Regions from separate parts of the Mus musculus genome. Here region 2 is linked to region 1. A link is a contact called in ENCODE Hi-C or POLR2A ChIA-PET data. All regions are on one chromosome and are shown on one strand. The core of a region is the stretch at or near the end of the contact, and the rest is flanking DNA. Distances in the headings are between cores, read along the strand shown.

Evidence for each region. A loop is a pair of places that touch in the nucleus more often than their neighbours do. ChIA-PET counts read pairs that join two places held with the same protein, here RNA polymerase II (POLR2A).
Region 2: POLR2A ChIA-PET joins it to region 1 with 12 read pairs in Patski. The contact joins the promoter of Pum1 here to the promoter of Snrnp40 in region 1. A Hi-C loop is called at or near these places in 1 of 37 maps with a recorded cell type or tissue (T-helper 1 cell). POLR2A ChIA-PET finds 5 or more read pairs at or near these places in 3 of 5 experiments (Patski and embryonic stem cell).

What each region holds. Positions count from the first base shown.
Region 1 is chr4:130,358,469-130,361,710 of GRCm38, reverse strand. Snrnp40 (small nuclear ribonucleoprotein 40 (U5)) reads right to left here and starts at 1,579. Exons shown (of 10, transcript NM_025645.2): 1 at 1,362-1,579. The coding sequence starts at 1,505. It overlaps Zcchc17 (zinc finger, CCHC domain containing 17), which reads left to right and starts at 1,719. Exons shown (of 8, transcript NM_153160.5): 1 at 1,719-1,835.
Region 2 is chr4:130,661,670-130,664,911 of GRCm38, reverse strand. Pum1 (pumilio RNA-binding family member 1) reads right to left here and starts at 1,591. Exons shown (of 22, transcript NM_030722.3): 1 at 1,445-1,591.

The DNA.
Region 1 (3,242 bases), core at 330-2,829:
GCTAAAGAGATGGCTCAGTGGTTAAGAGCACTTACTGCTCTTCTAAAGGACCCAAGTCCAGTTCCCAGCATCCACAATGGGCAGCTTTCAAGGGCTGTAACTTTAGGGTCAGAGGATCCAACATTCTTTTCTGGCCACTGAGTTCCCCCTCCCCACATATGAAACACACACACACACACTCACACTCACACACACACACACACTCACACACACACGCCTAAAACAGCACTCAGTAAAACAGTAGACCTTGCATTCTAGTGGAAAGTGAGAGAAAGGCACACAGAGCCACCCAGTGCTGAGTGCCATGGGAAGAAACAGTATGGGTTCCAGATTACAGGACACTCCAACTTGAAACACAGTGGTCAGGAAAGCCCCTCTGAAAACCTGGTGTCTGAGCAAAGATTTGAAAGAGCAAACAGCTGACCATGTGGGCATTTAAAAGAACATTCCAGCAAAAGCACCAAGGAAAGAAAGAACATTATAAGTCGGTGTCTTGAGCCAAGTGACATGCCAGAAAACTGGTAGATGAACAAGGTAAGGAGGGGATTATTACAGAGAATTTGATTTTTAAAAAAACGCACAATAGAAAGCCAACATAATGTTTTCAGCAGAGTATACCATGTGACTTAATATTTCCATGATTCCCCTGGCTACTGGATTAATAACCAATCCTTGGTTCAAAGACAAAAACCAGGAATACTAAATTAAGCTCTACCTGCAGTGATGTCAGATGACATAAAAACAGTTTTAACAAGAAGGTAAAAAAAAAGATCATAGTTACACAGATCTCTTCTCTTCTCTCTTTCAACAGGACTTTGCCATAATAAATAGCCTACACTGGCTTGGAGCCATGGATCTTCTGGATACAAAAAAGTTTGCCTTCCCCATTTGCAAAGTAACAGCTTCTTTCAGTCAGGTACCATGGTTAATGGAAATTTCACACGCAAAACATCCAAGATAACATCCAACGAGTGTTAATTACAATTATAAATGCAGAGAAAGAAAAAAGTTCTACCAGGTAGTAAAGCGAGCTATCATTCATTTCCATTGCCTCCCCTCTCATTCATTCGTCCACTCTGCAAACTTTCCTGAATGTTTCTTTTATGCTAAACCCCTGAAGATTTAGGATGCGGAAGCTTGGGTCTTGATTTTGAGGCCAAGGTTTTAAATGATTCAATGCCACTGAAGGGCTGAAAACAGGCGTCTACTAGGGAAACACGTATGAACCACACAGAGAACACCAGGCACCTTCACAGAAGCCTATTTTAACTTCAGGCTCACTGTCTTTCCGTTCCCTCAGAGGCGACATCATCCGTAGGAAGAGGGGCGGAGGGCCAAAGGCGGGATGACTCCCCACTTACCGCCTGCAGCAATGCCCCTGGAGTCGCCTGCTGCGGCCCCGCTCCGGGGCCGGCTCCTGCCGCTCCCAACAGCAACTCATGTCGCGGCCGCTTGACGGGAACCAGGGGTAGCTCCGGGCCCTTACGCTTCTGCTGCTCGATCATGGCGGCAGCCACTCTCCTCGGCGCCGCCACTAACCGCGCCGCCGACCGGAGGCGCCGCGCAATTGGTTCCAACTGAGTTCTTCCTCCAGAACTTCCGGAGAGGAGCAACCAATTGGCTTCTAACATTTCCTTCTGGAAAGCCCTCTGAATACACTCTTGTGATTGGTCCCATTCTGATGACGTCACGAGAAGGCGACTCTGGGATTGGGTCGCGGAGCTGGCGTTCTCCCCCGCCCCCTCGGGCGCGCAGTGCATCGTGGGTGAGAACGAGCGGAGCAGGTTTGGCGTTCCTAGCTATGAAGCGGCTGTCCTGCTAGGCGCGGACGCGGAGTGAGTGTGTGGGGAATCAGGCGGGTGGCTGTTCCAATCTGGAAGGTGCGAGGTGGTGATAGGCCTGAGCCTGCCCTTTTCAGCTATCAGCCTTAGCAGCATGGGGTGGCAGGAGGTGTCGCCGGAAAGAGAAGTCCCTTGGTAGGCTGGAGCGGAGCTTTGGCATCTCTGGCTCCAGGACTCGAACCCTCAGACGGCTATCCCTTGACAGCTGCTCTGCAGGATGCCAATTCTGCGTCTAGCTCTGTGCTGGCCCGAGTCCTGGCCTCCAGGCTTCAGTGCCGGACTTGGCTGAGGCGGCGGACTTAGTTGTCACTGATTTAGCCGTCTTTTTAAAAGGGCTTTAATTTATGTCCCCGAGACAGCCAGTGATGAGGAAAGTATCAGATGGTTCTTCCGAAGCACAGTTTAGTTGAGAAATCGAACAATCATGCTTGCGTGCCAGGTCTTCTCGAAAGTGGTCCAAATGATATTTATTGTGCAGTGCGTTTGGGGGTCATTCTGAAGAAATATGGTCCTCTACCCCAGAGTGTGGGAAACGTGTTAAACAAATTTGATGTTAAACAAAAACCATTTGATCGGAAGACTACCTAAACAAGCGATGCCTCTTGCTGTGAGTTACTAATATAAACTTGAAGGCTTTTTAAAGGAAAAGACATCTGAGCGGTTCCTATCTGATGGGACGGTTCTAATTAGGGGAAGAGAGGAAGGGAGAACGTTCTGCACAGAACAGCAGGTTCTATCAGTCGGAAAGATGAGGGAGACACAAAGAGCCGGTGTGGGGGGAGAGAGAGAGCGAGAGCGAGAGCGCTAGCTTAAAGTGAATATGGTATGGGATGAACCTGGAAGTCATGAAGATTTGCAGGAAGTTGAAGCTTTTACTTTAAAATTAATAGGAAGCCAGCGATAGTTTTCTCTCTCCTCCAGAATGTGGTGCAAAAGAGGACTTGATCCCTCAGGCTTAATGGTGTGATGAGATTGGAGAAAGATAAGAGGTTTACTGGGAGTAAATAGACCATTTCGGGAGCATGAACAGTAGTTCTGATCAGCAATGCCAGTGAGAACCAAGCTGGAGCTGTGACTGAAGACAGGTTTAACAGTATCTTGAGATAGCAGGGGAGTAAATTGGACAGAATAGATTGGATGATGCTCTTAGTCCCAACACTGGAGGCTGAGACAGGAGGTCTCAAAACCAAAAGCAACAAAACCAAAGCTAGCCTGGGCAACATTGGGATTTTCAACCCATACCAGGCTGCTAGCGTGACACATTGTTTCATCTTCTTTTTTTTTTTCCCCTAAGACAGGGTCTCAATATGTAGCTGGAGCTCCTGAAACTCACTCTATAGACCAGGCTGGCCTTGAACTCAGATCCACCTGTTTCTGCCTCCCCGGTGCATGTATGTATTT
Region 2 (3,242 bases), core at 342-2,841, 300 kb before region 1:
CAAACCTTCTGTGGACATAAATTTATCTTAAAGCAGTTCACAGACTCAAACTAAACAAATCCCAACTTCAAAAAGCTGTGGCCTTAGACAAGATGAACTCAAGCGTGGAAAGACAAAATACTAGAAGTTCAGAATCCAGTATTTCCAAACCTTCAGATAAAGATCCGCAGCCCCTAGTGTTTTACAAAGTTACAATGAGCAAAGGGTCAAAATGGTTTACTAAAAACCCTGAAGGAAGCTGCTTATCTTAAAAGGAGAGCCACATTAGTAACTTTTACACCAAAGCAAACAGCTCAAGCTACAATCCTACCTTCAGAAGTAACTGGCTTTAAAAACTGAACGCCCAAAAGCCCTCATAAATCATCTTAATAATCCCAGTAATTAATGGGGTGAGCAAAATGATCAAGTGTAACGAAGCGTTATCGTAATTTGCACAATGAAAACGAACAATCCTTCAAAGTTATGGTGGGGATAAAGCCTTCTCTGGTCATCTATGTGGGAGTTCCTCGCGATGTGGGAGGGGAGCTCTTGGGAAGAGGGGTGAGCTTCACTGGAGAAAAGTTACTGGAGTGTTCCTCCCTTAACGTGGGAGTGGTACTGACGAGTCAAACAAATGACCCATGTTTACCCACCGCGTTCGTGAGGACCGAAACTGTAGCACTGTGTAGCTATCTACATGTTTGTCCTACTACCTGCTGAAAGCCCCTTGGAGAGGGAAGCACACCAACACAGGGAGGATCAGAGAGGAAGAACACCCCCTCCTCAAGGGGGAGGAAAACACACACAAGCTCTCACAGAAACAAAAGGCCACAAGGAACCCAGGCGCTTAAAAAGCGATCCGAAACTTCCTGATGGTCACCTCTCCATATTTCAAGGCTTGCAAGATCGCCCACTCCCCCACCACCATGGGGGGCTCGCCCGAGGACCGTGGCCCACCGCCCGCTTTCTAAAGCCTTGTATTGTTCCTCCCTCGGCGCTGCCACGGAAGCTCCAGCCAAGTCCAAGGAGCCCGCGGGACCACAGAATCTCCACTCCGCGGCCACAAGAGAGGACCTGGGGCTGCTCAGATCCATCCAAAAAATAAATAAATAAATGCAGGGGAGGAAGGAAAAAAAAAAAAAAAGAAGCCGAGCCGAACGGCAACACCAACCTCTAGGGACTCCCGGCAGGGCCGAACGGAGGCACGGAGCCGCCGGCAGCCGCGGGCGAGCCGGGCCCCGGCCGCGGCCCGCTCCCCACCCCCTCCTCGCGGATAACAATAGGGCCTCGCTGCCGCCTCCCAAACACGTACGAGCGGAGCGAGCGCGGTGCCTCCGCCAGGCCCGGCGGCGTCTCTAAGCCCTTTCTCGCCCCGCCAACCGCTGCCAAACGCCAATACGAGAGGCGCATCGGCTCGCTGGGGGTTCGGAGCACGGTTTGGGGCCACCGGGGCGCGGATACTCACGGGCGGAGCGGTAGGATGAAGATGGATTCCGGCCCCCCGATCTTCGCTCGCCGGCGCTCTCGCTCCCCCTTACCTTTCACTCCGACAACATGGCGGCCCACTGGGGACTGGGCTGACGCGGTGCATCATGGGAGCGGCGCCGGCGCCGGCCCCAGCTCCGGCGGTGGCAGCGGCGTGTGCGGAGCGGGCGGGCGGGCGGGCGGCTCTGGAACAGGTTGCCCGGTTGCCATGCCAACGGCAGGGCCTGTGTGAACTCGGGGAAACTCGCAGGCCACACAACCGCTGTGCCCGCCCGCTGGGGCGAGCGCGCGCCGCCGCCGCGGAGGGAGCGGGGTGGGAGGCACGGGAGCGCGCACGGAGTGCCCGGGCTGCCGTGGGGGGGAGGGGACGCCAACCTGGGGCTGTGCCTGAACCTTGGCACAGCCTGGCCAGTGTCTGGGTTCGAACCCCTTCTAGCCCTCTGGCTCCTGGCCTTTTTGCATCTTTTCCTGCCTCGTTTCCCCAGTGTAACATACAAAAGAAAAGAGCAACAGAACGACCATGCTGATGGAGGGCAGGACCTCAACCTAATTTGCAGGATCTGGAGCGCAATGACAATGGCAGGACCCTTGTTCAAAGGTCATTAGAAATATCAAGATGGAAACTAAGCAAATTAAGCTGAGAACTAGAAGCCAGAGGTGTTTGCAAGCACTCCATTTCAGTTGATTGGTTGGTTGGTTTAAAGATGCATTTGTATGTGATTACACTGTCCTACCTTCAGACATACCAGAAGAGGGTGTCAGATCCCATTACAGATGGTTGTAAGCCACCATGTGGTTGCTGGGAATTGAACTCAGTACCTCTGGAAGAGCAGTCAGTGCTCTTAACCAATGAGCCCTCTCTCCAGCCCTGGTTTGGTTTTTATTGTGACAGGGTCTTTTGTTGTAGCTCTGGCTGGGCTGCTCTCTAACCTACTGAAATCCACCTGTCTCTGCCTTCAAGAACCGTTCAATTTTTTTTTTTTTTTTTTTTTTTTTTTTTAGGTTTTTTAGGCTTTTTAAATTCTTTTTGATTTTTCAAGACAGAGTTTCTCTGTGTAGCCCTGGCTGTTCTGGAACTCCCATTGTAAACCAGGCTGGCCTCAGAACTCACAGAGATATCCCCACCTCTGCCTCCTGAGTATTGGGATTAACAGCCTATGCCACCACCACCTCGCTTTTTTTTTTATTTCTGTTTTTGAGATAGGGTGTCATAGAGCCAGGCTGCCCTCAAACTCACTGTGTAGCTAAGGATTACCTTGACCCCCTGAGCCTACTTCCATACCTTCCTTCTGTTACTACAGACATACCAAATGTAGGACTTCACATATGCCAGGCAACACCCTACCAAACAACTGAGCTACATCCCCCCCCACCAGGTCTCGATATTCAAACTCAAGAACATACTCTATTCAGAAAGCCAGCTTGTAACCAGACCTGAAATTCCTTAACTGAACCTTCATTTCCCACACTGCTAACAATGCTTTGTGAAATCAAGTAGATAATGCATTTAGCTCCATCAGGCCAAGGCCCTGGACAGTACTGAATAGCCATAGTATGCAAGCACACAGGAGGAAGAAAGATGACAGATATGAGAAAATTACACCTTTTAGCTTCTTACCAGACAACTCTGGGCTCCATGCTTTCGTCCTGAGAGCCATAGTTAATTCTTTACTTTCTTTTTTTTTTTTTTTTTTTTTTTGTTTGTCTGGTTGGTTGATTCAGTTTGGTTTTTTTGGTTTCTCAGGACAGGGTTTCTCAGTAAAGACCTGGCTGTCCTA